Linked DNA regions of Mus musculus: region 2 is linked to region 1. A link is a loop called in an ENCODE intact Hi-C map of the cell type or tissue named here. Cell type or tissue: heart. All regions are shown on one strand. Links, peaks and the distances in the headings refer to the core of each region. The heading gives the core; the rest is flanking DNA. Region 1 has its middle 280 kb from the start of Gm31330. Region 2 has its middle 270 kb from the start of Gm46220.

The links. Peaks named below come from ENCODE experiments on the same cell type or tissue, not always from the same donor. Only the 100,000 strongest peaks of a DNase experiment are listed, where the experiment ranks them.
Region 2: it touches region 1 in a loop (1.9-fold over the local background); 2 of 42 quality-filtered maps call a loop at or near these places.

The regions. Positions count from the first base shown.
Region 1 is chr10:37,713,524-37,730,345 of GRCm38, forward strand. No RefSeq gene overlaps it. Among named protein-coding and RNA genes, the nearest start is that of Gm31330, 280 kb to the left of the region's middle. In heart, for the core only: no CTCF peak of the experiment used is centred there; a DNase peak (open chromatin) is centred at 7,448.
Region 2 is chr10:37,783,415-37,800,236 of GRCm38, forward strand. No RefSeq gene overlaps it. Among named protein-coding and RNA genes, the nearest start is that of Gm46220, 270 kb to the right of the region's middle. In heart, for the core only: a CTCF peak has its summit at 9,673 (motif pointing left); no DNase peak of the experiment used is centred there.

The sequences.
Region 1 (16,822 bases), core at 3,461-11,460:
GATGTGAGAGGTGGATTCATGGATAGTCTAGAAAGAAGTCCTTTTTTTCTTCATAGGGGCATTTCCTGGGAGGAGTATTTTATTCTCTCTGTCTCTCATTTTAAGATGTGGTCTTCTGGTCTTGAGCACACTTCTGTTAAGAGGACACCTGCTGTGATCTATGCGGCACTATGCATTTTGGATAATTAGCTTGCAAAACTTTGAACTAAGTTGTTCTTTATAAAGATAGCCTATCTTGAGCTTTTTATGATGCTAATGAATTTTTTCCTATTTTTTCCTAGATATTTTTAGTTCCTGCAAATTTCCAATATACACATTTCTGGATATAATGTTCTTCCTTTGACTAACTCATTTTGTGATGTAGGTAGTTTTACATTGTATACTAGTAACAACTGTCCATAATCTCATTTGTAATAAAGAAAATTTGCAAATTGATTTCACATATATAATCTATATTAGCTTGCTACATTACTTAAAAAATTATTACAGATTTGTTACTTAAAGGAACAGAAATTTCTTCTCAGGAATTTTGGAGTTCACTGGTTCAAAATCAGTTTATTTGAGAGACTCTTGAGAAACCTTCATTCCACACTCTATGTTGCAAGGGGGTGCTAGATTCCTAGACATCCTTTGACTGAATTTGTCTGGTTTCTGCTTCTTCCTTCACCATACTTTCTCCGCTATTTGTGTATATCTTGGTTTACTACTATTAGGGTAGCTATCATGGTATTTGGAACATACCTATATAAACCAGACTAATCTTATCTGGAAAGGTATCACTTAGTTGCATTCAAAAGCATTGTGCCCTTTACAAACTCTAGGAGTGAAGCCTAGATGTCTGTGGGTGTTGTGGTGGTTTGGATAAGAATAGTTCTCATATGCCCATACTTGAACACTTGGTTTACAGCAGTAAAACTGCCTGAGAAAGATGATGAGATGTCACTCTGTTGGAAGAGGTGGGTAGGATATAACCCATTTCTAGAGTACTCCCATTGTTTCTTAGTTGTGATTAAGGTCTAAGCTCTCAGCTGTTCCTGTCAGCATGCCCTTGTTCCACCATATAGCATCTACCATCTGAAATGATAAGCCTAATTAAATACTTCCTTTTACAAATTGCCTTGGTCATGGTGTTTTGTCACAGCAATAGAAACCCTAACTAATACAGGTGTCTATTTTCCAACTGTCTTTAAAATTGCATAACTTCTCATATTTGGCAGTACTATCATGCGCAATGGTCACAGTTAAGGTCTTTGTACTGGATGTTACAAATATCATAGTATTTTTCCCTTTACAAACATTTTTAGCAAAATGTGTTTTCCATTAAATAAAAATTTCTTCTTATAGAAGCAACTTATCCACATTCCACATATAATCTGACAGCTAGTTCCTGGATTAGACAAAAGACTTCCAATAACTGACATGCCAGACCATAAGCTCTTCTCAGCTGAGTGACATTGGCCTTCTCTTGAATAATTCAGAAAATAGGACAATAGAAACCACAAAAATGTTTGAGATTGTTTTGCTAAGGACTTCAGCATCCAGTAGGCATTCACAACCTTGGGAAGACTACTTCTCTCTGACTTGAAGCACAAACCTCTCTGCACTGGACTCAAGGATACCTGCTTCCCTAGGTGAACAAGAATTTACTTAGCAGCCTGTACTGTCAATATTCTTGAAAAGAGTCTTGCTTCAGAGTGTCTGCAAATATGACACAGTTTCCAGAGTCAAGGTTAGAACTGGTGAATTCTCCAAGACAACACACACTGTAACCAAAGTAAAAAGTTATATTTCAATAGTCATTTTTTAAAAAATAACAGGCAATTTGATTAAATTGGCTCTAGTTTTTGCCTAGGGGTTATCAGGCATATACTTAGCCAATGCATAATTTTGTGTTGATGGATATTTTGACTACAAACTATGAGAAACAGCAGAAAATATTCATTCATGTTTATGTTGTACTAAATTGCACTTCTTTTAAATATTTATTATTATTCATCTAGCTCATATTTCAAAATAAGGTGGCTTTTATTCCCAAGTTTTTTGATGACAAAAAAAAAATCTAATCTTTGATCATGTGTGATTTTTGTGGAAGCACTTTTGATTGACTGGACTAAAGAAGAAAGAAGACAGAGTTCAAGAAGACAGATGTGAGAAATCTGGCAAAAGACAGCCCAGGATGAACCCAGTTTTTATTAGAGATTTGGGGTAAAGGGAACATGTTAGAGATAAAATAGGAAGCTGAGAAATGAAATTTCTCAATACTGGGATAAGGCTAGCGACATTTACATGACAGGAGAAAAGGTTTGTATTCTTAGCTCATTTGCCCATGGCACAACAGACTTGTTATTCGCCTCCACTCTGCTAACAACTTGGATCAGATCCTGCTGTGAGGCCTGAGATGCTCAACTCAATGGGTATCAACAGCAGCATTTTTCCTTCCTGACAATGAAATGTGGAAAGAACCGACTTTGGTATCAACAGCAATTAACAGTGTTTTTCAGTGAAGAACATAAATCCAACAGTAGCTGCTACTTCAATGATTCATAGATCGATTTCTTTTAAAGCCTTATAGGAAGGATCAAATGGTGCTGATCCTTCCCCTTGAAGAATGATTTTTCTGTAATCTAGATTGAAAGTGAACTTAGTATCATGTATCTGGCAGGGTTTGTGTCACATTCGGTCACAGGACCAGGCCTACGGTGGCCTTCCTGACAGCAGCAAGATAGAGAGACCTTCTGACACATAACTTATTGGTACCATAGTTTTTTTTTTTTTTTTTCTCATTAGACCTTTGCTTTTTCACATTCTGTGTCTCTCATGGTGCAGAAAGATATCTTTTCTCTGGTTTACCTTTGTGTCAGAGGATGATTTAGTGAACTGATGTAGGTTTTCTCCCAACAACCTCCATTTGTTTAAAATTAAATTACTATGCCCAGTGGGTTACCAGACTGGCCTTGTCACCCATATTATTTCAAAGGACAGGTAGATTTAATGGATCAGGATAGCATCTAGTTTTTTTTAATGTTATCTTTTAGCAATGATCTTATGCATAGTAAAGAAAACTGTTAAGGACTCTTTGGGAAGCATTATATTCTAAATATGAAGCACTGACCACCAAAATAAGAAATTTGGAATTGAAGATTTTAATTTTGACTCTATTATGAGTTAAGTATAATCTCAGAAGAATTATTTTCTTGCCTACATTTTACCTTTAAAGTAGGAATAATAAGTTTTAATTATTTTATAAATAACTGGGATATATATGTATATATGTATTTATACATACATATATCTGCATATTAACCTATATGTGCATATCTACTTTGAAAATATCAGTATTATCTAAAAATGATAATATTGAGTATTTTTTATTTATTAGAGGTAAATATATACATGTATATGTATGTGTTTGTGTATGTGCTTACATGTGCATGATGTATATTCATTTATATAAAGATACATATATGGGAACAGGATTGCTTGTAGTTCTTTCTGTCATGTCCTCTGGTCCATGCACATAAAATTATGACTTCATTTAAGTGGTTCCATCTGGTACACAAAAGTAAAGTTGAAAAACTAATAAGCCTTCTCAATCCCAGACCACATCTCCCTAGAGTTCACAGTCTGGCATGCCTGGAAATAGTTTACAACATTCTATACTTTAGAAAAAAAAAACATCTTTTTTGAAACAATACAAATTCCTTTGGAAGCTGCATCTAGATCAGTGTTCAGCCTGTTCCTAAAACCACCTAATGTGTAGCTGAGTGGCCAGAGTGGCCTCAGCAGAAGCTCTTTTCTAGGCATGAAATGGGCAAGAGAGCTGCCCATGGTGGCACTCCATGAGAGGATGCTGAACCCCATCAAACAGTCATTGAGACACAGCTGAAAAACAAACAAAAGCAACAACCCCTCATGGGCCCTCCCAAAAGAAATTTTACCCACACTGAATAGGAAAAGAATTTCCATCCCACTTGTGGTCTTCCTTGTATAATTTGATTTCCTGCTCTGTGAAGAACAGGTCCATTCCAAAGACACTTTAAAAAAAAAAAAACTAGATATTTTCTTTATATACATTTCAAATACTATCCTGAAAGTCCCTTATACCCTCCCCCTGTCCTGCTCCCCTACCCACCCACTCCCACTTCTTGGCCCTGACATTCTCTTGTATTGGGGCATACAAAGTTTGCAATACCAAAGACACTTCTTGATGCAGGAGTTGTATGCATACCATTTATAAAATTTTAATGGAATGCAAGGCTGTCAATCAATCAGACTTGCAATTTGACTGACGTTACATGCTGGTTTGTGTAGTTAGTAGAAGTATACAATGAAGCCATTGCACATTAAGGAGCATCTCTATCCCACAATGGAAAGGAAATGCAAGGAGGAAGACGGGGTGGGGGTAGGGGGAAGAACAGTATAAAGAAATTTTGGAGTTATCATGCAGTATCTTGAACGGTTCTCTGTGGAGTTCATGCAATGAGCCACTTGTGGTGCTGTAGGGGCCTCCCACAGACCTGCAGAAAAGGCCTTGGCTTCAAAATGCAGGTCTGGTATGATCTGACCACCCAGAATGTGTAAATTATGTTTACAACTTAATAAGTTAGGAAGGAATAAAGCTAAAATTCTAATGTGTAGCATTTTCTCAGCTGCAAGACTAGGCTAGGGCTCACAGTTTCCTAGCTGAAAGGCACACATCAAATGAGGGGTGGGGGGGGGGTCTCAAGAGGCAGGCAATAGTCACACACACAAACACACACTCATACTGTTTGGTTAGTTGATTTTTGAGACAGCTGTCTCACTTTATACCCCAAATTGGCCTTGAGTCTATTTGATCCTCCTATATTAGCTTATCAAGTTCTGGGATTATGGGCATAATTTACCATGTGTGGCTTGTAATCAAAGATTTTATTATAGAAATTCTCTAGACTCCCATTCTCTAACAATATACTAGGAATACATACTGCCAACATACTATTCTACTTTAAATTTTATAAATGATTAGCCATTTGAATTCAACATATTTTGTAGTGAAAATTAATATGGACCACATGCTTGAATTCATTTTGGGTTTCCTGGAAGGCTACAGATCTTATCAAAACCTTTCTAAAATGTGTTTATTCCCACCTTTCTCAGGACTCAATGGGGATGACATTAGCCATCTTTTGCTACTTTTACCCTAGCACATCTTGTAGTAGGTGCCTATTGTAGATAGAAGGTTTTGTGGTTGTATTTGTGTCCCAGTTCTACACTGGAAGTCTTGTCTGGTTAGAAGAGATGCCTGTAATTATAACTATATCTATATTCTCATAAAACAAATGTTATGAACATATATATATGTATATATATATATATCACTCTGTCTTTGAATAATGCTCCTAAAATATACATCAAACTCATAGGTATATGTAGGAGTTAGAGATCCTCTAGCCAATGAATCATTAGCCTCATGAAAAACTACTGGTGAGTATTGTTGTATAACTATGTCATCTAAATTGAAATTTTGCTTTCTGAGCAGAGAAAGGCTCATAATATAAGGATATAACAGAACTTATCAGGTTTAGGAAACTCAGACTTACACAGGCTCTCTCCGAGGTTATAAAAAGAGTAAGCAATGGCTTGGGGAGATAACACTGTTTTTCATTACAAGTACTCTAAGTTGTATGGGAAGTTCAGGGAGGTAGCTATTGTGTGCTGATACCCATTCTGGGTTGAATTTATTGATGCCCCAACTGCCTATTAGTCACCTATAATCCTGTAAGTAATACCTCACCTCAGCTATACTTCTGTGAGTAGCTCTGAGAAACTCACTTGTTCACTAAGTTAAATACAATTGTTCTTGTTTCTCATTGGTGTTCTATCTGGGGTGAATTGATGTTTTTTTCACATCTCCCAAGAAATTTAATATCATTGCCTAAAGGAATAATTACAGTGAGCAAATATTTGGGCCATTCACTCATTTATGCACTTTGTTAACCCATATTTATTGTCCCTAGAGTGTTAGATCACTTTGTCCACCTTTCCTCATGATCCACTTTTTCTCCATAATTGTGCTGCCTCCTGATGAATTTGCAGTGCCAAAGATATGCTATGTATCCACTTATGGAAACTATCACTTTAGAGTATCCTGAGTATTTTTGCTTTTTTGGAGATGATACCCCTTATCTTGATGGATATACAATATTGTTGGAAATGGTAAAGAAATGGTCATATGCTACCCTGTGTCTACTTCTCCCTGGGGTGGACTGGCAGGAAATAAGTTTAGCCAGGCTGCTGGGTGCAGGCAGGATCTTTGTCAGTGGTGAGGTGAGTGCATGGGTAAAGAATACACACCTACTGGCAACAACTTCAGAGAACTGGTTCAGGTTATTGCTGTGAAACAATAGCTATTTATACCTTTGTGGGGTGAGTCGGGGCTATAGAGTTGAGTGCACATCATTGGCTGGGGTCATGACGCTGGGGATGCCGAATTTACATAAGGAGGAATTCCAGGTGCTACTGGACATAATCTTATAAAGGGAAAGGAGGTTTAACCTTGCTATGGGATACTTGACTTCCTCTGATGAGACAAGGTTTAGGGGCACAGGGCTATCTGTGTCAAAACATGCAGGCATGCAGGGCTATGCTGATCTCAGGATGAGATTTCAAGGGTTTGGACACTTCTCAACCTCACTCTTGCTCTGGACCTGCTCCTTGTCCCATAGCTCACTGGCCCCATAATCAGATAAAGTCTTTGTTTTCAGAACTGACAGTCCAATGGATAGAGGACTGCACAATAGGATGGACTATTATGTGGTAGGTGAGTGATGCACTAGTATTCAGAAAGAACCAGTTTTTCCTCCTGGCAAATTCTTTCCCAGACCACACACTCAGAAAAGGTTTTCTCAGTCACTGGAAGATAACACCCATAGTGAGATGACTGGAGTATACACGTAAGTCATTTTGAACCAGGTGGGTTTTGGATAGTTTCAAAATAAAAAAATACAAAGCCTGTGGTTATGTCTCAGTTATAGATAGTGCACTTAACATGTACAGTGAAGAATGCTTGCTTCTTCAGTCCTTCTCAGCCCCAAACACCAAATGCTGATATTAGCAATGAAATGGCTAACCTCAGTCTGAGTTTCCCCATGATGTTTGGAAGACACATGTTTAATGTCTTAAACATTTTTAAGTAGTAGTCTGAACAGGCAAGAAAGTACAGAATGTTGTTGGGAGAAAAACCCATACTCCCACTGAAAGATGATCAAATATCTTAGATCCTTCAAAACCAGATGTGGACGTTGCGTTAGAAAGGTTTAGCCTGGGTTCACCTTTAAATGGTTAATGCTCATGAAGTCCTTGGCTGGAGGGCAGGACATCTGTGCAGGAAGAATGTGAGGTTGACTGACAAAAAGGAAGCCAAGTTAGATTCCTTCCTGAATAAGGGGCTATATTCAGACTGGCCAGCAGTAGAGTCAGGAAGAAGAAAATGTGCAAAAGAGGCTCTCAACAGCTGCTGTGGCAAAAGGAAACCAGTACTAGCCAACAGCAGTGCTGGTCAAAATAATTATCCAGAGTTTCCTTTCCTGTCTCCCTTCCCTCTGCAGCCTTGTAAGTAGAAGAAAGAAATAGAAGCCAAAGATAAGAAAACAATACACAAACAAGATTCAGCAGAAGCTAGTAGGAGGAGACTGAGGGTTGTTCAGTTCATAAGCAGTTTTGATCTGCAACACTCACATAAACTCTGGTTATGTTGGCATGAGTATGCAAACTCAGTATTTAGAGTGGATAAGGACAGAGACATGTAGTTCCCTCAGGTTTAATGGTCAGCCAGTTAAAACAATTGGTTGAGTTGTAGGATCACAGCATGACCCAGAGGCTCTATGTCTACTGGCATCTACTCATATTCACACATGTATACACACACACACACACACACACACACACACCATACACTAGAAGTGAAGGGTGAGATTGGTTTCATAGAGCAAGGCAATGAGCTAAGAATAGTTATAGAGACATCAAGCATGGAGATAGCAGAGCATGCACTGAGTGGCAGCTGCCTTACACTGTGTTGTAGACCAAAGGATTACACAGGTCTAGAACCTGGGAGATGCTCCTGAGATCAGCTGATTCTTCATGTATCTTTCAAGGCCTCATTAATTCTCTGCTCTCACATCCCATATTCTCTCTTATAGAGTAGCAAAACCAACAGAAACGGAAGCATAGTCCCTTTGCCTGCAAAACTCAGGATATCTTCATTCTTTATAACTAAGTAGCATTCCATTATGTATATGAACCACATTTTCTGTATCCATTCTTCTGTCTTGGGACATCTGGTTTGTTTCCAGCTTCTGGATATCACAAACAAGGCTGTTATGAACATGATGGAACATGTGCTCTTGTGGCATGGTGGGGCATCTTTCCCAAGAAGGTTATTGCTGGGTTTTCAGGTAGATCTATTTCCAGTTTTCTAAGGAACCTCCAGATTGATTTCCAGAGTGGTTGTACCTGATTGTAATCCACCAACAATGGAGGAGTGTTCCTCTTTCTCCACATCCTCTCCAACATCTGCTGTTACCTGAGGTTTTGATCTTAGCCATTCTGATTGGTGTAAGGTGGAAGGAATATCAGGGTTGGTTTGATTTGCATTTCTCTGATCCTGAGTTTTGCAGGCAAATGGATGGAATGAGAAAATGCCATCCTGAATGAGGTAACTCAAACCTAAAAGGATATGCATGGTATGTACTTATTAGTAATATTACCTCCCCCCAAAATTACAAAATACCCAAGATGCAGTCTACAGAACTCAAAAAGCTCAACAAGATGAAGGGCCCAAGTAGGATGCCTCAGTCCCACTTGGGAGGGAGAAGAAACAACCACAAGCAGGGAGGGGGAGGGGCCTGAAAGGGGATGGCAGGAAGAGGGGAACATGATCTGGTATTGGGGGGGAGGGAGGACTAAAGCCCTGAGGGCCAGCAGAAAGAATGGAAACAGGCAACCACAGGAGGTAGGAGGTTGAGGGAACCCTCCAGAATGTACCAGAGACCTGGGAGGTGAGAGACTCTCAGAACTCAAAAGGAGGGACCTTAGATGAAATGCACTACATTGGGCAGAGGGAACTTGTAGAGGCTGCCTCCAGCAGAAAGACAAGGCTTCAAGAGAGGGACGGGGCCGTCAACTCACACTCAAAACTCTAGCCCGTAATTGTTTCTGTCTGAAAGAACTGCAGGGATGAAAATGGAGAGGAGCCTGAGGAAAAGAAGCTCCAACGGCAGACCCAAAGAGATCTCTCAGACACTGGGCCAACAACCAGGCAGTATACACCAGCTGATATGAGGCCCCTAACACATATGCCCCAGAGGACTCCCAGGTCTGCGTTTAGTCAGAGAAGATGTACCTAATCCTCAAAAGACTGGAGGCCCTAGGAAGTTTAGAGGTCTGGTGGGGTGAGGGTTGGGGGATGGGGACATCCTCATGGAGACATGGGGGCAGGGAAGAAGTATGACATGTGGAACAGTAGGAGGGTGGGCTGGGAGAGGAATAAAATCTGGAGTTTAAAATGAATGAATGAATAAATAAATAAATAAATAAATAAATAGAAACACAACTCCTATAGTGATTTCCTAAAGGGAATATGTAGTTAATTATATAATAGTAATTTATAAAAACATTGGCAATTTAAATTTTATCCCTTGGCATCTAGTCAGGAGGAATACTTGAGGAAGATCAGAGTGGATAGACAAATAATAGAACATTTCCCTCACCTTTGGGATGGCAATTAGGTACAATTGTGCTGGTGCCCCCATACTGAGCACATAATTCATATGAGAAACACTCAGATGTAATTCTTAAGAGAAGGGCTTCCAGGCAGAGGTGGCACATGCCTTTAATTCCAGCACTTGGGAGGCAGAGGCAGGGGGATTTCTGAGTTCGAGGCCAGCCTGGTCTACAGAGTAAGTTCCAGGACAGCCAAAGCTACACAGAGAAACCCTGTCTCGACAAAAGAAAGAGAGAAAGAGAGAGAGAGAGAGAGAGAGAGAGAGAGAGAGAGAGAGAGAGAGAGAGAGAAGGAAGGGAGGAAAGGAAAGGGCTGGAAGCATTTCCCTCCATAGATGACTAGAAACTGAGGTAGTCTTCACCCCAATATTAATTTTACTGTGATTCTGGCCATGTGATCATACTTATCTACACACCTGTGATCTTCTGTGATCCTACATGTATGGAATGTAAAACAGGATTTTGTAGTGTGGCAGTATCTTTATGACATGGCTCCACTTTTTTTGTAATGACCTGGCAACTTCTGAAGTCTGCTTCCCACCATATTAAAATGAGCATGGAATGGCAGAGTCTACTTTTACCTGCTGAAATGGTTTTGTAATGAATTCATTTGAATATTTGCTCTCTTTTGCTTTATATTAGGCCTCTGCATGGGAGATGTCTTTCTCCACGTACTCATGAAAATCTCTTATGCATTCACTGGCAGCTCTGCATTGAGTGCTTTAGGTGTGATGTAACTAACAGCTTTTTCTCTTCTGATGTGATTTGTGTCTTCTTATACTAACTTTTACAAAGCATGTATACAGCTTCTATGCTATCACATATCCCACTGGTATCTACCACAATGGCCATTGTGACATCTGCTTGAATCGATCCTGTGATACGGCTTTCTTCGCTGTTGGCATAGTTAAACTTATAGCTGCTATAATTTCCATTTCTTCACTGCCCTGCAAGGGTTGTAATATTCTTTTTGTAATTATGAATATAAACATCTTCTGGGAAGGGATAGCTACACAGTCTCTCTGGGAACTAGACTTCTCTTTCTAAATATTTTAAGTAGAAAGCAGATATGATACCAATTTCTCCATTTTGGATACAAGGGAAAATACTATAATTTGAGATATATCATTTTGTGATTTACATTTTTACCTATTGCCAGGAAATGTGAAAGCACGATGAACACCATTAAGCCTTTTCTTATAACGTGTGAATTTGCTACTGGTGATGGGTGATACAGATGATTCAGAGAGTGCAATTGGAGCCTATGGTCATTTGGAGAGGCTTCCATATGAGATATCTGATGTCTGCCCACAGGTAGTCATGACCTGACTGATTCTATTTGGCATCTCTAGCCTTTCTCTATGATAAAAACAGAGTTGGATTATACCACTTATAAGGATATTCTCTCATCAGTCTATACCAATATGTACTAAAAATTAACTATCACAGGGGTTAGTTAGATAGCTGAGGATGCAAATACAACCTAGGCAGCCTCTTAATTTTGTAAATAGTTTTTTATTGGAATCTAGTTATGGATATTGACTAACATTATTTATGGTTTCTTTGGCTTGCCATAATGGCAATATTGCCCACGTTTACAAGTGTCTCAAAGCTAATAATACCTATCTTGAGGTTAGAGAAAATTTTCTGACTTATAAACAAGGACATCATACCAGAAATGAAATATTAGGCATTTAAGAGACTAATCTTCCACAAACCTGCATGGATACCATTGAATGTACATCAAAAGAACATATTTACTACAAGTAGAATTATTGCCATTTCAGTTAGATCTCAGGGCACACTGAAAGGAAGCTCAATATTCCAGAAGCCCCTTACATTGCCTCCCAGCCATCCGTTCCCTGTGAATACTGCACTAATAATTCATGTTATTGGATCTGCACAGCATGTACTTACCTGGTGATATCTTTATTCATTCAACATATGTTAGAAAATGCATTGTTGCGCGCGCTCTACTGGCCAGGAAGAACGACGCTGCTACAGGATCCTTCTGCACACGTTTATTCAGTCCTGTTTCTTCTTTCTCTATATCTCCCTTGTTTATATCTCCCTTGTTTTTATATCTCCCTTGTTTTTATATCTCCCTTGTTTTTATATCTCCCCCCTAATAGTAATCCTCTCTCGAATAATAATCCTCCCTCTAACCCGGGCCTCTCACTCCTTTTATACTCTCTCTCATCCACGAACCGCAGGCCACGCCCCCTCGCCAGTCACGAGGCTTCAGCTAATCAGGGCAGCAGGGGCAAATCTCCACCAAATTGGATTCACCTGTATCCTGGTACACCTGCGCAGCACTCAAGATGTTTGTGTCTTATATGAGGAAGTCAGGTGCAAGTCATATGACTTAGCTGCAGTCTCTGGCGCCTTTGGGACTGCCGCCACACCCGCTCCCCACAATGCATCCCATGATGAGTGACTAAACCAGTTTTCTGGAAGGGAGAAGGCACAAAGAAAAGAATGTCTGCTTTATAGCAGTTTTGTTTCTGTGGCTGCACAAGTGTACCCGTCATGCCAGATTTCACAGTGCCAATTTGTCATATCTAACTGTGCAGTTAGAAAGAGGGGATGTCATTGTTTATGTCAGAGCATATAACTCACCTGTGTGTATTATCAAGTTACATGGTTGAGAGAATAGTTGTGTGCAGCTTACTCTCATTTCTCTTTAGTCTTTCATAATGGGAATGTGACATTATATCATGATGTTTCATCGGTTATGTTACTGATAAATACACATCAGCAATCTCTCCTTTGTGGCTTTTATGAGTACTGCAGCCATTGACATTAAGTATAAATCTTTTGGTAAACATATATCGTTCTCTGAGTTAGCTATATCCCTGGTAGTGATAGAGAACAGTCATGGATATGAATTTGTTCAGCCTTAGGACACACTGCCAGCAAACCAGCTCCAGCTAGTAGGTCTGGGAGTCTCATTGCTTCCCATTCTTGCCCAGACATGGGGCTTTCAATCATTTTAGTCATTTAAAAAACTCTGTGTCATATAACATATTTTCCTTGATCACCAGTAGATTATTTTCAGATGTTATTTGACACTTTTCTTCCTTTGCATTTTTCTTTTATTTCTTGTTTTTACAGTACTGTGTAGTTTAAAGCCATAGTGTGAGTATAAGGTTCTTATAGTTGTATGTACCTATTGAAATGGATTTTAATGAGTGTCTTGCTTTTGAGTTTATGAGTTTAATAGCGGAAACATAGAAAGTTTGTATTTCAGACAGTCTACATTTCACTTATGGATTTTGGTTTATTTATTATATTAAAGATGTTTCTTCTAAAACCATCTAAAAGCCCTAACAGTTTACATTTTATCTGTGTAATTCATATTTGTGTAAGGTATCAAGATGAGATCCAGATTTTTGCACTTTTTGAAATAACCATTCTTCTTCATGGTACTAAAAATATTATCTTTATAAAATATTAGATGACAAACATCTGAGATCTGTTTTGGGGCTGTCTTTTCTTTCCAAGCCCAATCATATTCACTGTACCAACCCCACACCTTCACTATCTTAATAACCACATCTTTGTGACAGGCTTTCTATCTGCTAGTGTACATTTCCAAGTTTTGTCCCCCTTTCAAGATGGCTACTTGGCTATTCTTGGTTCTTCACATCTGTCAGTTTGGATAAAAATAACTGCTGGATTAGTGGTTTGGATTTCACAATTTATAGATCAAGTAGAAAATAATTGAATTATTTAAAGTATTGTATTTGTCTTCATTTCGATACTTAATTTTGGTATTTAGACTAGATGTCTTATCATACTAGATTTACACATAGCATATGATATTTGAGATACTATTTGTAATTATATAACTTCTGTGTTCAACTGTTTATCACTAAAATATATAGATAGAACTGAATGAGATAGAAGTTATAGAAATAAAACATGTATGCCACTTTTTTGTTTTGTCTGGCCATGATGGATAGATTTTTAGTAAAATTTGCACAGAAGAAATGATAGCAGCCGCTCTTATCCTGTAGCTAAGTTGAAGGGAACTGTTTTAGAATTTCACCACAGATATCCTTTGTCCGCTCTGAATCCCTTCCTCTTTTTCCATAAGGACATGAGCTGAGCCAAATCAAACCTTCAAGAGGCACACAGCTGTACTGTGCTCTTTACTTGTCTATCCAGAACACACACATTTACATTAGTCTAATGTTTCAAAAGCTAAGGAATTTTTATGTTAAGAACACAGAGATGGGCGTGGTGGTGGCACACACCTTTAATCCCAGCACTCGGGCGGCAGAGGCAGGCAGATTTCTGAGTTCGAGGCCAGCCTGGTCTACAAAGTGAGTTCCAGGACAGCCAGGGCTATACAGAGAAACCCTATCTCGAAAAACAAACAAACAAACAAACAAACAAACAAACAGACTTACTATAATTGATAGAAAATAAAAGAAGAATTCTAATCTCTGTGTGGATGAAACCAATGGTGCTGCAAATTCTACTTTTAGTGAAACTTACTGCCAGTCTTTCTAAATGAGTAAAACAGATACATGGAAAGCCCACTATGTTGTAGGAAGCATCTTGTCAGAATTTATATTATTTTTTGTCCTGTATGAACATAGAAATCAATATTCTGCAGAAAGCCTTCAATATGTGTGTATATCTTCCAAATATGCTACTCAATTATTTGCAAAGATTGCTTTGTACCACTCAGATGTTCTTTAACAAAGCAGTGGACTTCTTGGTCCATTACTGAAAGCACACATTACAGTGTCTGGCTCAAGCTCTTATAGGAGCAAGAAAAAGTATATTATGGTAACTTGCCTGTAAGTTGTCCACTGCTTCACTTATGTCCTGGTACTCACATCTTTGCATACTCCCATGTAGTGTTAAGAGCAGCTGACATATATAGCACTATGGCTATTTCCAAAATGAAAAAATATGACTGAAAATTTCCATGCTAGGTTGTGAAACACATGTGGTTTTTACCTTTCTCTACCCCATATTGCTTCCTATAGGCAAACATACTGCAGCATGAGGATATAAAGAGCTTTGGAGAATGTTTCCATGGTGAGTCTCTTTGGTATCTTGCCCATAGCCACCACCACACTACCAGGCATGTGAGTTATTGTACTGGAAGTGGGTGCTTAAGTGTTCATCCATTCATCAGAAGATAAAGCTCCAGTTCAATTCGATTGCATTGCCAAGAGACAATCTCAGGTGAGCTTTTATTGTTTTCATAGTATTGGCTGGAAGAGTACAAGCTGGGCGTGGTGGCACACACCTTTAATACCAGCACTTGGGAGGCAGAGGCAGGCGGATTTCTGAGTTTGAGGCCACCCTGGTCTACAGAGTAAATTCCAGGACAGCCAGGGCTATATAGAGAAACCCTGTCTTGAAAAACCAAAAGGGAAAAAAAAAAAAAATAGAGATTTACTTAGGCTGGGAATATCTCATGGTACTGGCAGGGTCTACTAACTGTATCACAATGTAGTCACAGATGTCACTTTGGGAGATAGAGTACTGTTCTAGCCTTAGCTACTTCTCTTCCCTTGTCAAGTCACTAGGGCCATCAAGAGGCTCCATTCTCAAAGGCCCAACTGCCCAAACCATTAACATTATTTTGGATATTCTCCAAAACACAAGCTTTAAAAGAATACATTCAAAAATGTAGGCAGAAGGGAGCCAGAACCACTGAGGTAAATTGCTTTGTGAATCATTAGCCACATAAAAAATATCAAATTATGTTATACATTTTTTTTAGGATGTTTAAGAATAAGTTTTCCAGCTGGGTGTGGTGGCACACGCCTTTAATCCAAGCACTTGGGAGGCTGAGGCAGGTGGATTTCTGAGTTCGAGGCCAGCCTGGTCTACAAAGTGAGCTCCAGGACAGCCAGGGCTATCCAGAGAAACCCTGTCTCGAAAAACAAAACAAACAAACAAACAAACAAACAAAAAAATAAGTGAATAAGTTTTCCATGCAAAAGTAGACAAGTTTCACCTTCAAGAGATCAGTTCTGAATTTGGCAATGAACATCAGCATTGAATTCAAGCAATATAACATAGAAAGTGGCAACTAAATTTTGCTTTTTAAGAGTCCGAGAAGACTCATTTGTTGATAGTCTTGCAATGAAATGCATAACAGAGGCTGCATAGTAAAGCCTTTGTCTTTCCAGTTAAACAACAAGTGTGGAAAATACAATGGAATGAAGTAAAAGAGTTATATTCATGTTGAAACAAAAAGAGGAAATTCCTATCATTTTGACAAAGAAAGGACGAGTCTGGGGAGAATTAGATGAGGGAACTGAGGTTAGAAATTTCTGATTTCTCTACCAACAGAGTTGTGTCACATGATGCTTTTGGAAGCTGTCTTATGAGAGGGTATGTGACATTTTGCTGAAAATAGATACTTGAGCGAAAGAATATTAGTGGAACCCCACAGTCAGAGGATTATCGTGCATTGGTACACTGCAGTGCAACACTTTGCTGGCCTTTGCTGGTCTTCATTGGTCTTCACTTCATAGAGAGATGCACATCAAAGGACTTCTCATGGTATTCCAGCTGTTTCTGCCACTTCAGCTGACTCAGTGCAGGTGTGGCTGAACCTTGTTGTTTCTGCTGGATCAAACTTCTGCTACTGATTCTTGTTTGGTGTTTGCTATTGAACTGGACTACTGGAATTCAGACAACAAAGAGTGGGACCATCCCAAGGAACTACTTCTAAATAGGTCCACAACACCCTTTTCCTGTTAATCTTCCTTCCCCCCTACCTCTGGTAAGTGGGTTAAAAGAGAGTTTGAATTTTTGTTTTTTTTTGTTTTTTTTTGTTTTTCCATTTTTTATTAGGTATTTAACTCATTTACATTTCCAATGCTATACCAAAAGTCCCCCATATCCACCCACCCCCACTCCCCTGCCCACCCACTCCCCCTTTTTGGCCCTGGTATTCCCCTGTACTGGGGCATATAAAGTTTGCAAGTCCAATGGGCCTCTCTTTCCAGTGATGGCCGACTAGGCCATCTTTTGATATATATGCAGCTAGAGTCAAGAGCTCCGGGGTACTGGTTAGCTCATAATG
Region 2 (16,822 bases), core at 5,737-13,736, 72 kb after region 1:
CCCTTTTAAGGAGAATTATCCTCTGCCTAGGACGTGTCGCTCCCTGATTGGCTGCAGCCCATCGGCCGAGTTGTCGTCACGGGGAAGGCAGAGCACATAGGGTGGAGAACTACCCTTGGCACATGCGCAGATTATTTGTTTACCACTTAGAACACAGGGTGTCAGCGCCATCTTGCAACCGCGAATGTGAGGGCGGCTTCCTACAGAGAGAGAGACACAGAGAAAGGGGAGAGGGACAAAGGGAGATGAAGAGGGAGAGGGAGATGGACAGAGGGTCAGAGGGACAGAGGGACAGAGGGAGAGGGAGAGGGAGAGGGAGAGCATGTAGGAGAAGACTGAGAAAACAGGTCTCCGTTAGCCATGATGGACCAGCCCCAAGTGCCAAACTAAAATTCTTCTCCAGAACATCATACTTCTGGAGTAGGAATAACTCAGGAAGATTCAAACAGCAAGTATTGGGAAGTAGCCAGTCTGGTATTAGAGAATTAGAACAGGGGTAATCCTCTAGTAATTGGGCAGAGCCTAATAAATAAATCGTATCTTAAGTCTTAATCATTTGAAGCTAGATGGGATAAACATAATTCATATTATTTTACAAGTAATTATTTGTTTTTCTTGGGAGAAAATGATGCTGCCATTAATTTAGCAGTTACATGTTGAACTCAATTAGCAAAATATTCATGTTTTTTGTGGACTTTTTAAAAACACAAAATTCTCTTTCTGTTCCTTTTTGACATACTTTGATTCTAACTTCTGCATTATTGATGAAGGTAGTGCTGTGATAATCATAGGAAGAAGAACAGTGTGCAAAAGGAAGTCTCTTTCTTGACTGACCTGAGAGTTTAGTATATTATTGTGAGTTTCTTTTGAGAAGATGATATGGGATTTATTTAGTAAGTTTGTAGCCATATGATTGTTACTATGGCACATGCTACAAATTTGAACACTGATGGGTTGTTATATCAAAAGAAGGTAGAATTTACTAAAGTCAAGGAGGAAGTAAATGTTTCTGTAAGAAAATGCAGCTTTGACCAAATGTGGAAATGGAGACCAGCATGCACAAAGATCTGTGATGGATGAAGAAGCATGGAGTCTAAGAGTAAACAGGGCCTGACAAGAAAGGGTTGACTAAAACATAGGAAGAGCAATATACCCAACTACAAACGTGACAGCCATTTATGTTATGTAAGGTAACAGTTTCTAGTAGCCACATTTGAGAAAATGATACATTAATTTTTAGAAGTGTTATTTGACTCAAAATAATCAAAATTCTATTACCATATTTATCCACGTCCCTAATTTTTTGTTACCTATTCTTTGAATTCAAGTTTTAATGGTAAGTTTACAGTGGACCCCCATCAGAATTTTTATTTGGAATTCTTGACACTATTTAAGTCTTACAAACTGTAGAGATGAAAAAGTAAATTCATCAGGGTCACAAATCCCTTCTGGTCCATGCCAGCACCGGGGTACCTTGGGCGTGGAGTCTGCGGACACCAGCAAGCTCCTCACAGGACCCTCTACGGGATCTTAAGACCTCTGGTGAGTGGATCACAACTTCTACCAGGAGGCAGGTCTGAACACCAGATATCTGGGCACCTTCCCTGCAAGAGGAGAGCTTGCCTGCAGAGAGTACTCTGACCACTGAAAACTCAGGAGAGAGCTAGTCTCCCAGATCTGCTGATAGAGGCTAACATAATCACCTGAGGAACAAGCTCTAACCAGAGACAACTATAACAACTAACTCCAGAGATTACCAGATGGCGAAAGGCAAACGTAAAAATCTTACTAACAGAAACCAAGACCACTCACCATCATCAGAATGCACCACTCCCACCCCACCCAGTCCTGGGCACCCCAACACACCCGAAAAGATAGTCCCGGATTTAAAAGCATATCTCATGATGATGGTAGAGGACATCAAGAAGGATTTTAATAACTCACTTAAAGAAATACAGGAGAACACTGCTAAACAGGTAGAAGACCTTAAAGAGGAAGCACAAAAATCCCTTAAAGAATTGCAGGAAAACACGACCAAACAGGAGATGGAATTGAATAAAACCATCCAAGACCTAAAAAGGGAAGTAGACACAATAAAGAAAACGCAAAGTGAGGAAACACTAGAGATATAGTGGATGCTCACAGTTAGCTATTGGATGGATCACAGGGCCCCCAATGGAGGAGCTAGAGAAAGTACCTGAGGACCTAAAGGGATCTGCAACCCTATAGGTGGAAAAGCATTATGAACTAACCAGTACCCCGGAGCTCTTGACTCTAGCTGCATATGTATCAAAAGATGGCCTAGTTGGCCATCACTGGAAAAAGAGGCTCATTGGACATGCAAACTTTATATGCCCCAGTACAGGGGAACGCCAGGGCCAAAAAGTGGGAGTGGATGGGTAGGGGAGTGGGGTGGAGGGTATGGGGGACTTTTGGGATAGCATTGGAAATGTAAATGAGGAAAATACCTAATAAAAATATATTTAAAAAAAGAAAAAGTAAAAGTAAATTCATATGTCCACCCTGTTTTGAACCTGAAATCTTTCCAATTGTTAAATTGTATATCCATTGTCAAATTTGAATTTAGCTTGTGAAAGTGGATAAAATTAAAAGCTTTATGCCTCAGTCTCACGAGTCCCATTTAAATGCTCAGTAGTCCCAAGGCGACTGGCAGACACCCTGTTGCACAGTGCAGAGCAGGAAGCCTTGGCTAGATCATGCTCATATCATCAGCCTCATTCCAGGATCTGTCTTCATTTCAAGGGAACAGCATTGAATGTACCTGTGGATGGCATGGTAAGGTTTGAGGTAGGAGAGATCAACTGATGTGGAGAATGGATGGAAAATAAGAAAACATATCAGATGAGTAAGCTAATCTGGAAAATGATGCTGCTGATGGAGAAGATGCTCTCTTCTATGAGATTATTTTCTTTCTTAAAAAAATAAAATCCATAGGAAGAGATGATAGAAGAAAAATGAAGAAAGACATAAAAAGGCAAGGGATCTTCACTATTGCTTGACCAATGGAAGAAGAGTTTAGATAGAGTTCCATGGGGATGGCTTGTGTGGGTCTACAGCTCTGTTTTGGGAAAATTTAGTATAGTATCGCTTAGGTTGCTCATGAATCTTGAAGCTTCTTCATTTTCCTACTTAGAACATGATCTGGAAGAATTTTATAACTTAAGATTGTCTGGTGTTCTCTCCTGTTATGACTGATACATCCTCCCCATGTAATTTGAAAGTTCTTGATAACATGGCCAAATGATGCACTTGTTACATAGTAGACTACTATGAGTAGTCCAAAAATAAATGAGTAAGTAGGTGAATAATTGAATACAAGCCAAGAGTTCCCCACCTGCTGCATTCTAGTCTCAGAAATTTCACATCTTTACTTCCACTGCACTATAATGAAATGAAACTCACAGAAGATGGGACAAAAATATCAATTCTCAGTGGGAAGACTTTTAAAAGATTTGGAACCATGTCATATAACAACCTCAGAACAAATCTGGGACAGCCTCACTTGAAGGTAACTTCAGTCTTCCAAGAAAGGTAGTTGAGGACATAGGTGAAAATCAAAAGAGGGGGAGAACATAGTAATAAGAGTTTAGTGACTATTGTATTTAGTAGTTCTTATAGTCTGAATGAGAGCTTCTAAGAATGGAGTGGAGCTGGAATGTTGTGCATTGAAGGACTGCATTCATTTACTTCTCCATAAGAAAGATAAAGGGTAGGCAAGGCAACAGGGTGGCTGCAGGAGCTGCAGACAGACATGGACTGATTTAGCATGGGCTTCAGGAAGGAACAGTGTGTAGCAGTTTTAAATCTTCTGAAATGCCAAGAAAGATAAAAATGGATAGATGTCGGTTGTGGTTTTGGGCATCTTGTTGAGCATAGTTAAAAATTATTACTGTTATATTGTAAAGCCTGCACACAATATAAAACATGAATGCCCTAGATTGAGAGGAATTGAGTCAAGCAAAACTAGTTATTGGGTGTCAAAATGACAGCTTTAATTGGACTATAGTTGGAGATAAATAAAATAAATACGTATTTTTTCTTGATTTTTCCCTCTCATTATTATATCTTAAATTAACTACTTACTCACCTATTGTAAAGTAAGATTTTATGCTGTGTTTTTCTGCACACAATATTATAGGCTCAAGAGTAAAATTATTTCACTAATATTGCTAAAATGTGTTGTAAGATTATAAAAGTATCTAGACACTGTGGACAGAGTACAGAAATGACTTTAATGACTGCCACAGTAGACTACAGACTTTCAATGCTAGGACATTTCCATATCTTGGTTTTGTTCCCAGTAAAAAAATTTTCACAGTTTACAAAGAGGATCTAAAAGTTTAGTTACTTAAAAATCTATACATACACACACACACACACACACACACACACACACACACATACACACACACATCATTAAATATTAAATGCTTTGAGCATATGCATATATCTATAAATATTAGAATAAGGCTATTCCATCTCATCATAAATAACAATATGTATACCTTTAATGTACATTTGACATAACTTTATATGCATATATTTAAAAAACAAATTTATAGTAATTTTGTTTTGGAATGATAAGTTTAAAGATTCTAGAAATAAAATCACTTTCCAAATCTTTTAAGTCTTTTTCTTCTCCTCAATTGGAAATGATGCTTAATAAACGAAATCAGTCTGTCTTCTGTATCAGTAACCCAGATAAATCCTTTAAATACCTGCTTCCTTGGTGGTGGCTGAGCTTGGTGGCACCCTGTCTGATTCCATCCTGTCATTTATTTCCCTGCTCATTGCGCAGAGCTGTTGCTACTGAGTCAGCGCCAGTCCATGGGACTCCAGTGCCAGAAGCATGTACTGTACACTAGGCTCAAATCAGTTCACACCGCTGCCGAAACCTGGAAGAGAAGCCATGGAAATGGAAAAACACAGTGGTTTTTGGATTAACTCCTTTCACACCCCAATCAGAAATACTAGCTTTCTTCACTTCAGACTTAGTAAGCAAATCTACCTAAGATTCAAAAGCTGAGTTCAGTTTGATGCCAAACAATAAAATGCTGGAGATGCACTGAGTATGCTGTATAAACATTCATATGTTTCAAAACTGTGTCCAATGTTTGACAGACACTTAACCAGAGAAAAACAAATTCAGATTCAGTAACTTTAACATCCCTGTGAGACAACGGATTTGAGCCTTTGTAAGAAGAAATATCTCAAGATGAAAAACCAAAATAGATGCGCTTAATTAAGCTTCACAAGGCATTGAATGCCCTAACTCCATTTCTCCATTTACAAATAAAAATAAATAAATAAATAAATAAATAAATAAATAAATAAATAAATAAATTTTACTGCTTTAAACATCATCTCCCCTTTGCTTAAAGATTTGGCCTTAACACATTCACTCTTTGCTTACAGCACAGCTCCTTTTGCCTCTCTGCCTTCAGAGCCCCTATATCTTAAGATAACAGGATCTCTCTGTTGGTAATTGGTTTATTTGTCCTTAATTACTTTCTTCTGGAGGTTCTAGCACCTGAGTGATACACCTTACAGAAAATAATTATGGCCTCTCACAGCATCCACGGTGCTAGGCAGAGAAAAGTAAGATATAGTATTTGTTTGCTTTTGAGTAAGTATTGGCTTACTTACTGAAGAATTTGATGAGCCATTTGCGTAGTGTGTTTGAAATGAAAGATACTGATTTCTCAGAGGAAGAAGCAGTCTTCCAGAATTATTTATTTTATCAATACAAATGTCGATGAGCCAAGGCAGGGTTAGAAGGTGGGACATCTGGCAGAGAGAAACAGAGAAGGAGAGGGAGAGGGAGAGAGGGAGAGGGGAGAGAGGGAGAGGGAGAGAGGGAGAGGGAGAGGGAGAGAGGGAGAGGGGAGAGAGGGAGAGGGAGAGGGGAGAGAGGGAGAGGGGAGAGAGGGAGAGGGGAGAGAGGGAGAGGGGAGAGAGGGAGAGGGAGAGAGGGAGAGAGGGAGAGGGAGAGAGGGAGAGAGGAAGAGAGGGAGAGAGGGAGAGAGGGAGAGAGGGAGAGAGGGAGAGAGGGAGAGGGAGAGGGAGAGGGAGAGGAAGCTGAGATAACGTACAGAGGCATTTACCTCAGAGACAGAGGAAGACTGTCACATGAAACTGAGGACCAAGTAACCAGGAATGTGGCATTTATAAAATGGGACATATAGGATATTAAGTTACGAGCTACTCTGGGGAACAGGCCCAAGCTATTGGCCCAGGCACTTATTCCTGTATAAGAATTCTCAGGGTCATCTTTTGATACACACTGGTCATGCAAACTTTATATGCCTCAGTACAGGGGAATGCCAGGGCCAAAAAGTAGGAGTGGGTGGGTAGGGGAGTGGGGGAGAGGGTTTGGGGGACTTTGGGATAGCATTGGAAATGAAAATGAGGAAAATACCTAATAAAAATATTAAAAAAGGAAAAAAAAAGAAATAGTAGCAAACAGAAAAAAAAAAAAAGAAGAATTCTCAGGGTCATTATTTCTGGAAACAAAATGGTGAGGTGGAAAAACACAAGGTTACAGATGACACCAATGCCTCTCCTAACTCCTCCCAGATCTATCCCACCTCCTCTCATCTACAACTTTGTGCCCCTTTTAAGTCTATTAATTCCAATTTGTGCTACCCATCTGTATTTGCTCATGGAGCATGGTGGACCTAGAAGAGGCCATATCTTTAAAGAAAACTGTTCTTCCAGAAGGTACTGATCATCCATAGCTCCTCATGGTAGGATTGGGTCTAATGAATCCTCTGCACAGTGTGTTTAAATGCTGACTAACTTTAACTAGTATTGACAGGCTTTGTGTAGGCAACCACCCTATGTGAGCTCATGAGTGCAAGGGCCATATTCTGTTGAGAAGAGAAGACACTGCCTTTTTCTGTTCCTCTTTGAGCTTTTGCTTTTGTGCCTATACTCTTTTGTTTTGTTTTGGGTTTTTTTTTTTTTTTTTGAGACAGGGGTTTCTCTGTGTAGGCCTGGCTGTCCCAGAAATCTGCCTGCCTCTGCCTCCCAAGTTTTGAGATTAAAGACGTGTACTGCCACTGCCCAGCTTCCTATAATCTTTTTTCTCCTTTTTCCTTAATAGTTCCAGGGCCTCAGGAAGGTATTATGGTATTGATGTCCCATTTGTGTCTAAGCATCTCCCTAAAACTTCTCTGTACTTGGGCTATTTGTGACTTTCTACATGAATTCCCTCCCTTCCCTTATGTTTAAACCATGGTTCTCTTGTTTCTCTATAAAACTATCTTCTTCCTTTGAAGACATCACCATAGAGTATTATTAAAATTTGTGTTAAATTGGTGTGCAATTCAATTATTTCTAGAATGAGGAACTTGAAAATAGAAGTTGAATTTTTTTATGTTATTGACATGATGAAAAGGAAATTATATTTTTTAAACAATTATGTCATTGAACTCTGAAGGGACTGATGAATATTAGAAATAGATGCTCTGTTGTTTGTGACTAGAAATATTCAAATGTTCCATGAAGCTATTCTTTGTCATTTGGACTTTATTTGACTTCGACATTTTATTTTAGTATCAGAGGCTGTTCTTTTCTCAGTAGTCTAAAAGGATAAAAGCAGTGTTTTATGTTCCCACATTATCATGTCATCAGGAAGAGTTAAAGACTTACTTTATTAAAAACATTAGGAGGTTAAATTATTTTACCATGGAAATATATCAAAAGTGAATTATACATATAGAAGGTACATTTTACATTTCACCTCTTGTTCAAAGATTCAGTATGAGGACAATTATTCAGGTTATAATTAAATATTGGCATATATTTCAAGTGATATATCTCTATCTATCTATCTATCTATCTATCTATCTATCTATCTATCTATCAATCATCTATCTATCTATCTATCTATCTATCTATCTATCTATCTATCTAATCACTTGAAATAAAGACAGAGACTTTAATGAGGTTGATGATCTTGGCATGATCTAACTATGCCTCCCATTCCGTGCTGTGTAACAAGGTATCTGCCAGTCTTCTTGTAACTTCTGAGCATTTAAGTGTAATTCGTGTTAGTGAGGCATTGGGATTCTATATTTATCCAATTTTACAAACTTTAAATTTAAATTTAACAATGGACATGACATGCAATTTAATGATTAGAGAAGATTGCAAGTTTGTTCAGAACAAGTTGGGCATATAACTTTAGTGTTTCAACTATATAATTTATAAAATTTAAAGAAGGCTAAGAATTTCCAATAAAAACCAAGTTTCCTGCTTGAGGTTCATTGTAAGTTTAAAATGGATATTGGATTTCAAATAGAGTAGGAAACAAAAGAAATGATAAAATTAACAAGTTGAACTGGTGTAATGTAATTAGGAAAAAAAATCTCATGTAATTCTTTCTGTGCAACCCAGGGCTCAGATTCCAAAGCTTTCTGAAGGGTATTTGAATCTATGTTCCTGAAAGAGCTTAGTATAACATCCAGGATTATTTATCTTTATGTGTCTTTGGTTCTAGAGGGTGTTGGCGTTACAGGCTCAACTCAGGAAATATGGTCTGTATTTCATATAAAAGATTGTAAAAAATGGGGTTGCTTTTCATTTTTTTTTAAAATTGGTTTGTAGAATTTAACAAGAAAGCTGTGCAGTAAATGAAGATGAGTTAATTTTCTCTGAGTATATTTAAAGGCATTGAGGATGACATCCAGCTAGGAATATGAATTTTTCCTTTTCATTTTGCAGTCCAGAGTAGAGAGACATGCCTGCTATATGTGAACCATGTGGAAGGAGGGCCCAGACATAATGGGCTTATGCAAGTAGGTGAGAGAGTGGGACAGAAAGAGTGCAAATGAAAGAAGGAGAAAAGAGAGAGAAGAGAAATGAGAAAGGAATACTGTATGTAAGTAAATGTTTTTATTAGGAACCAAGATGGACTCACAGAGCGAGAAGAACACTGGAATTTCACTAGTATGTGTCACTGTATCTTTGACTACTTTATTGAGCTCTTTTCCCTAACCCCCTCCTAACATTTTTATCCCTTCCAATGCCTTGCAACTCCTGCTCCAAACTCTAGGTATAAGAGAAAGAAGGTTCGAAGGGAAAGGGGGCATCAATATCATTATACTACTCCCTGCTGTTTAGGGGCATGGAGTTCTTTGGGGAAGTCCAATTTTATTGTCAGGATATCTCCAACCAGCTGCCAGCAACCAGCAACAAGAGTAGCAGCAGCAAGGGCAACAGCCTCTGCTGCCTCTCAGGGCTCTGACATTTTCATAGCCTCTCAAGAGTTCCTAGAATTCTAAATGTAAACTATTGGCAGCTAGCAAAATCATGCTCCTGCTGGAGCACAAGGCAAATCATAGTTTGCTGTGGGTAAAATCTGAGGCAGCCCCATACCCCACACATTGGAATGATGATGATGACGACGACGATGATAATTAAACCATATTCTCATACCATTTCTATATTTTAGAAACTCAAAATCTCACTACAAGTACGCTTGATTATTGATAGGTCATGTTACAGAGAGACTGGGAAGATAACTTTGTGGGGCCTGGAGAGATGGCTTAGTAGTTAAGGGCACTGTTGGTCTTCCAAAGGTCCAGAGTTCAATTCCCCCGCAATCACATGGGTTGCTCACAACCATCTATAGTGCCCTCTTCTGGCATGCAGGTGTACATGCAGATAGAGTACTCATAGACATAAAAAAAAATCTTAAAAAAATATATTAGCCTATGATGGGTACCAATAGCTTACTTAATGGATTCACCTAATTGTGTGGTGGATTTGTTTATAGGCTTCGTTTGAAACTTTGGTTCCTGGATTTGGTAGTGATAACATCTTTTATTTCTAAAATTAGAAATTATATTCTTCTCCTTTTGCTTTTGTTAACTCAGGTAATTGTTTTGGCACATTTTAACTTAGAAGTCCAATCTTCTTAAAGTTTATATTACTGTTCACATTGTGGGACTCTTTGTGTAATTTTCTCTTCTGAACAAATTTTCCTTTTAATTATAACTGCCACTCTCCATGGGCAAACACGCCTGGTTAGGGCAGGTGCTCCTCTCATGTGGGATGCTGGAAGGGTCTGCACGGGGAGCTTCCTGTCTGAGTCCTGACAATGATCTTCTTTTCCTTGCTTTCCTTTGTAATTTATCCTACAGTTTGTGACTTTTCTTCAAGATTTTAAAGAAGTAGCTTTTTTGTTTTGTTTCTGTCCATTGTCCTGTTTTGTTTCCTTTCTCTGTGATTTCTACTACTTCTTTTGAATTTTTTTTTTAATTTGAAACAACAATTTTTGGCTGTCCATGGGAGGTAATAGGCTTGAGTTTTTTTTTTCTTTTATCTTCTTTTTAATATCTTTAATTAGTGTCTTAGTAAATATTAATTTGCTGCATGAACAATTTTATTTGTCATAGTTTAATTTTCATTTAATCAATCCTGTTCAAATATTAGAATAAAGTATTTAATGTATAAAAATTGGAAAATAACAATATGAAACTTCCTATAGAGATGCTTGAGTTTTTGAGGAACACCTAGCATTTATAGTCTCACACTTTACAGTTATCTGCAATTACTTTCTTGTTTAAATGGGAAACAGTCTAGAAGTTTTTAAATAAAATGTATGAAAAAACTGGTGTGACATATGGGTGGCATGAACCAGTCAGTTCAACTGGCCCATGTACAATCGATGTTCATGTGCTGCTATTCATGCTTGCAGTTTTGGCCTTGTCAGGTAGTGTTTCCAAGTGCTGAAGCTCATTTAGGCTGCGTAAAAGAAGAAAGTTAAAACCAAAAGCTAGGAATGAAACCTTCTATTTCTCGCCTCTAGTCAGGATAGAACTAAGGACATTTCTGATCACTGTATCCAACCTGCCTAAGTTCAACTTGTTGCTATCATTGTGACTCCAACTGGAGTCTGATAAAGGAGTCCGAAGTTAGGCAGTGATGCTTACGAGGAAATGCCACTGTGATATCATAGTTACTAACAACAGAAAATTAGTGTACTCTGATTATTATAGGCAAAAAAGTAAGTGACCTTTCTAAAGAGATCCACTGGTAAAAATAGTCACTAAGATGAAATCAGCCTCTTTGTGCTGAATAGCTGAGGAGGGGATACACTCCAAAGAAAACAATGGTTAAATTGGGTTCTTTTAACTTTATTTTTATTAGATATTTTCTTTATTTATATTTAAAATGTTATCCCCTTTCCTTGATTCCCCTACAACTCCCACCCATCCTATCCCCCCTCCCCCTGATCACTAACCCACCCATTCCTGCTTCCCTGTCCTGGCATTCCCCTACACTGGAATTCATTAAATTCTTAGGCAAATAGATGGAACGAGAATATATCATCCTGAGTGAGGTAAGCCAGTCACAACAGAACACACATGGTATGCACTCACTGATAAGTGGATATTAGCCCAGAAGCTCAGAATACCCAAGATACAATTCACAGACCACATTAAAGAAGAAACTGAAAATTGTTACTGAATTCCAGATAGTTTCTCTCTCTCTCTCTCTCTCTCTCTCTCTCTCTCTCTCTCTCTCACTCTCTCTCTGTGGTGTATGTGTGTGGTGTATATGTGCATATGTCTACAAAACAGAGTTTCCTATACAAAAATAACAACATCAAGACAAAACCCTGAACAATTTTCTTGAAAGTCGCAAGCCTGGTGAGGTAACAGTTGGTATTCCTATGAAGCAGAAATATAACTCATAGGTGGCCATAGTAGAAAATCAGTGTAGTGCTGACTATGCATCCGTGGTCCGTGCTGAGTTCCCTTCATGCTTCCAGACACACTCCAACTTCTGTGGACTCTCATAGCATTGCCTATTATGTTCTCTGATGTTTCAAAAACTGAAGAAGACACTTAGATACTTCTCTATGGCTATTTCTAGATTATCTCACATATCCTTTAATACAGATATTAGTAGCAATTGTGCTACAGTTATATTTTAACAAGTGTAAAACAAGTAGATTATGGTAGTCTCAGAAAAAACCTAATTTTTAAAAAAGGATTTTATTTTTGGTTTTTAACTCTGTGTGTGTGTGTGTGTGAGTGTTTGTGTGTGTGTGTGTGTGTGTGTGTGTGTGTGTGTGTGTGTGTACGTAAGTGTATTACATACATGCAGGTCAAAGGAGCATCACATTCATTGTTGCTAAAGCCTATTGTAAGCTGCCCAATGTGAGTGACAAGAATCTTGCTTGGATTTTCTGCAAGAGCAACAAGCTATTGCAGCATCTCTCTAGCCCTAAATTCTCACTTTAAAGTGTCTTGCTTCCTAAAATATCTGTGAAAAAATAACAAAAGCATTCACAAACATCAAAAATCAGGTCATGTTCCACTAAAGCTGCATGTATAACACTTTTAGAAACAGACATACAGAATAAGTACACAGAGGCATAGTGATCAGGGCGACTCCTTTGTGTCTTCATTTCTTTCTGAGCTTTGTTTCATATCTTGTTTTTTTTTTTTGCTGCAATAATTCAGATTTCCTTCAACCACTTTTATTTTACAGGCCTCACCTTAAAAAATTCCTAGGTTACAGATAGCTTTTCATGTCTCTGTGATTCTAGAAACCATGTGTATTTTTCAAGTCCAGCTAGGAAATTATCTCTTTGGTTGACGCCCTTCAGTAAATTTCTGTCTGTTTCTGTCTCTGTCTCTGTCTGTCTCTGTCTCTTTGTCCCTGTCTCTGTCTCTGTCTCTCTGCCTCTCTCTCTCTCTTTCTCTCTCTCTCTCTCTCTCTCTCTCTCTCTCTCTCTCTGTGTGTGTGTGTGTGTTTGTATGTGAGTGTGGGTGGGTGGGTAAATCCTTAAATATTTGAATGACCAACTTTGTTCAGAGATCTCTGTTTACTGAAGTGCAGTGGTTTTCTGGTGTCTTGTATACATTCTCTGCTTATAAAATGGTTAATTAAGATAACATCCCAGAGGCTGATAGACTCTACAGATCAATTCTATAGTAACTTAACAATTAGTATTTCTGCATGGCGATTTACACTCGAGGTGCTAGAATAAAGACACAGTTCTCTTAGATTTTATGTTGGCTTCTAAACTACAATTAGTTCTAAGATGGGGCTCACTTAGTCAGGTTAGCAGGTTTGTAGAGCCATGTGACTGTTACTTTTACCCTTTTCTCAGGAATTCAATGAGATGACTGGAGAGTGGCCAGAAGATGGGCATGGAGTTGGGAATTGAACTATAAATACACAAACAGAAGCAGGAAGAAATGGCACATTGGTGGTTTCTACAAAAGCAAACTACAAGAATGCATATAGGCCTAGGATCCAGGGAAGGCAGTATGCTATTAAGAAGCTTACTATTAAATAGAATTCAATATCTATTCTGAACAAATGTATTCCATGATCTTTTGAGAAATATCAGAAAAAATGCTAAAGTTTGATTTGTTTTATATTTGTTTAAGTAAAAATTTGATTCAAGGTCATGGAATAGGAAAATGGTCACTGCTATTTAGATAGGCGTTGTTGCAAGCAGTTGGGTAGGAGGAAGAAGATAGAAAAGGGAGAAAAAAGTAACATATTGGAAAATCTAAAAAACAATTTCATAAAACAAAGCTGATGAGTTAGAGAAAACAGCCTGTGCATCTCCTCAGCTTGCTTTTTTCAGACCCCCAACAGGAGGAAGTAATTCTGCTCTCTAAGGGTTGGAAAGTGGAATACTTTCAATTAGAATGAAGCCTTAGGTCTGTTCTCTCTCTCTCTCTCTCTGTGTGTGTGTGTGTCTAAAACAGTCTTAATTTGGGTGAAATAGTTTTGTGGAGCTGTGTGCTTCTCTGTCTGTCTCCTCTCTCTCTCTCTCTCTCTCTCTCTCTCTCTCTCTCTCTCTCTCTCTCTCTCTCTCTCTCTCTCTCACTCTCTTTCTCTCTCCCCTTTGCTCTCTCTCTCTTTCTCTCTCCCCTTTGAGGCTATTAGTTTCATAGATTAAATTAAGAACCTGGTATATCATGGGCCATGTTTTTAACATGTTAGTAACTGAGTTCTACAATAAATTTAAAGGAAATGCTGAAATATAAAACTTCCTCTCAAATTTGAGAAACTGTGATTGTTTAATTCACTAGATGAATTTATTTCCTTTCTTCAAAGTGAAGGACACTATATCTGCCCATTGCCTTGTGGGGCAAGGTAAAATGTCTGATGGTGGGATGGTTGGAGGAGGATTTGTTCTCGAAGGACTGTGGTTTGTGATGGATTAGTTAGTGTAGAATTGCATGTCTTCGTGTTCTGCCTTTCAAGAAGTCTGTAGAAGGTGAAAAGAAGCAGAGAATTTATAACTCTTACACACATATTTATTTCAGTGATGAGAAATTAAAAATGAACCAGATTTCAGAAACAAATGTCTCCATTAATGAAAAGCCCCGAGAACAGAGGTTTGGTTACCATCACTGCAAGGGAGCCAGCTGTCATAATTCTGGCTCAGTTGGATCTTTAACGTTGGGGGGTCCCGCTCATTATTTCTGGAATTTCACATAATAAGTGATTCTCCGAGGATACTAGCTAATGAAAATACCACCCAGCCAAGTTCTCTTATTTCTTCCTCCTTTTTCCTTCCCAAGTCGGGTCTCTCATTACAAACAGTGCCTCAGTTCTGGAAAAATTCTCCCCTTGCAGCAACTGCTGGTATCTAGTTTTACCCTGTATAATCATGCCTAAATAATAGGAAGATAGCATGTTCTTAAAGAAGATTGTGTTTTGTTTTTATGTTCTTAGCATAAAACATGTTAGATACTTTATAAAGTTTCTAATACTACGCCGTTTAGCCAGAAATGATATCATTAAACAAAACTCAAGGCCTGCATGGACTGCATGTTTCAGATTAGCATATTTTTCTCAAAAAATATTGAAGTATTGTCTTAGGATTGCACTTTGATTATATAATATTTTATGCTATCTAGTTTCTTTGTTATTGGCAAATCCCTTGTCATTATTAGTATTTCAGACTGAGAACCTCTATCCTGCTACAAAGACTAGTAAGTAGTAACATATGCAAAAACAATCTGTCCTGTGGAATTTACATCCATACATTCCTTCCCTTTGAGGTATGTGAAATCTGAGCTTCTATGGTTCTATGGAGTTAGATACTGTGACAGTCTCTCCCTGCCTCCAATCCCACTATGATAGTGTGTGTGTGTGTGTGTGTGTGTGTGTGTGTGTGTGTGTGTGTGTGTGTCTAGGCAATGGAATAGTCACACCAAAAACAGCAAAAGATGAGCATTATATTCTTAGATAGTGTGGGATGTCTTTCCATTTGAATTCTGAGTGATTACTGTCATTTTTCAGAGAAGAAATGAATTTGTTCTTCAGTTCTTCAGTTAGCTAGGTTGATAGGAAATCCTGCAGGGACATTCACTGTCAGAGCAGGATGGTGAAGTAGAAGCAGCATCCACCATAATACCTGATGTTCTATTTTGTGCTCAGTGACATGGACATGACACACCTTTTATTGAACCCCCAGTGTGTTTCTCAAACAGAGAAGAGTGCAGCAAGGAAAAAAATTGAGATAGCTGGGGGATCAGAAACCTGAAAACTCCACTGTATCTCTGCAGCCAAGGTACATGGACTTGTGGATTTTAGCATGTGCTTTAAGATAAACTAAAAGACCATCCCCAAGAGCCTCACAGTGAAATGCTTCCAGAAGGTTCCCGTCCAGCAGCATTGTCAGCAAATGCCTCATATCCCATCATTCCTTGATAATTTTAATTCCAAATTCCAACCACCTGAGTTAAAATGGACCCTTTTTTTGGCTCTGAATTCCTATAACCATTTTGGGGAGAATTATCCTTCCTGAGAAACATGAACTACAGAAGGATCCAGATTTGGCTTTTCCATAAGGACATGCCCACACAGTTAATCATGACAGGAAAATAAATTAATTCCTTAAAAAAACCTTCCCATAAAACATTTTAAAATCTGTGGTCACTCATCCTAAAGAAGTTTTAAACACTTCATAGGAATTCTAGTGAAGTTTTTGGGTAGTCAGCTTCCCAACTTTCTGGAACTGTAATTTAAAATGTTTTCCATTCAATTCACATCTGTAATTTTTTTCTTTTCCTTTCTCAGCAGATGGCCTACTTCACAGAAAAATTAAAATAGAAACCATGAGAGTCAACTACCTCAACTTCCTGCTGCCACATCCACAGTCTTCCTTCGCGAGCCTCTTCCTAGCCTCCTCCCCTTCTGGCTTGAAATAGGAAGCATCTTTGACTTGATTTTTGTATAGATTTTTCTTGACACAGTCTCTGTGAAGCAAAACTGGTGTCTACCTAGCAAAGTTTTGTGATCTCCTCCTGGTTTCCAGCCAAGGATTTCATATTGATATGTTGATTGTGTCTTCCAAGTCACAATGAAGATGACTAGGCAAATTATAAATGAGATTATCATTGTATAGTGTACTGGCTGGTTTTGTGTCAACTTGACACAGCTGGAGATATCATAGAGAAAGGAGCTTCAGTTGAGGAAATGGCTTCAACTGTAAGGCATTTTCTCAATTAGTGATCAAGGGGGAAAGGCCCCTTGTGGGCGGTGCCATTTCTGGGTTGGTAGTCTTGTATTCTATAAGAGAGCAGGCTGAGCAAGCCAGGGAAGGCAAGCCAGTAAAGAACATCCCTCCATGGCCTCTGCATCGGCTCCTGCTTTCTGACCTGCTTGAGTTCCAGTCCTGACTTCCTTGGTGATGAACAGCAGTATGGAAGTGTAAGGCGAATAAACCCTTTCCTCCCCAACTTGCTTCTTGGTCATGATATTTGTGCAGGAATAGAAACCCTGACTAAGACAAATTGGTACCAGCAGAGTG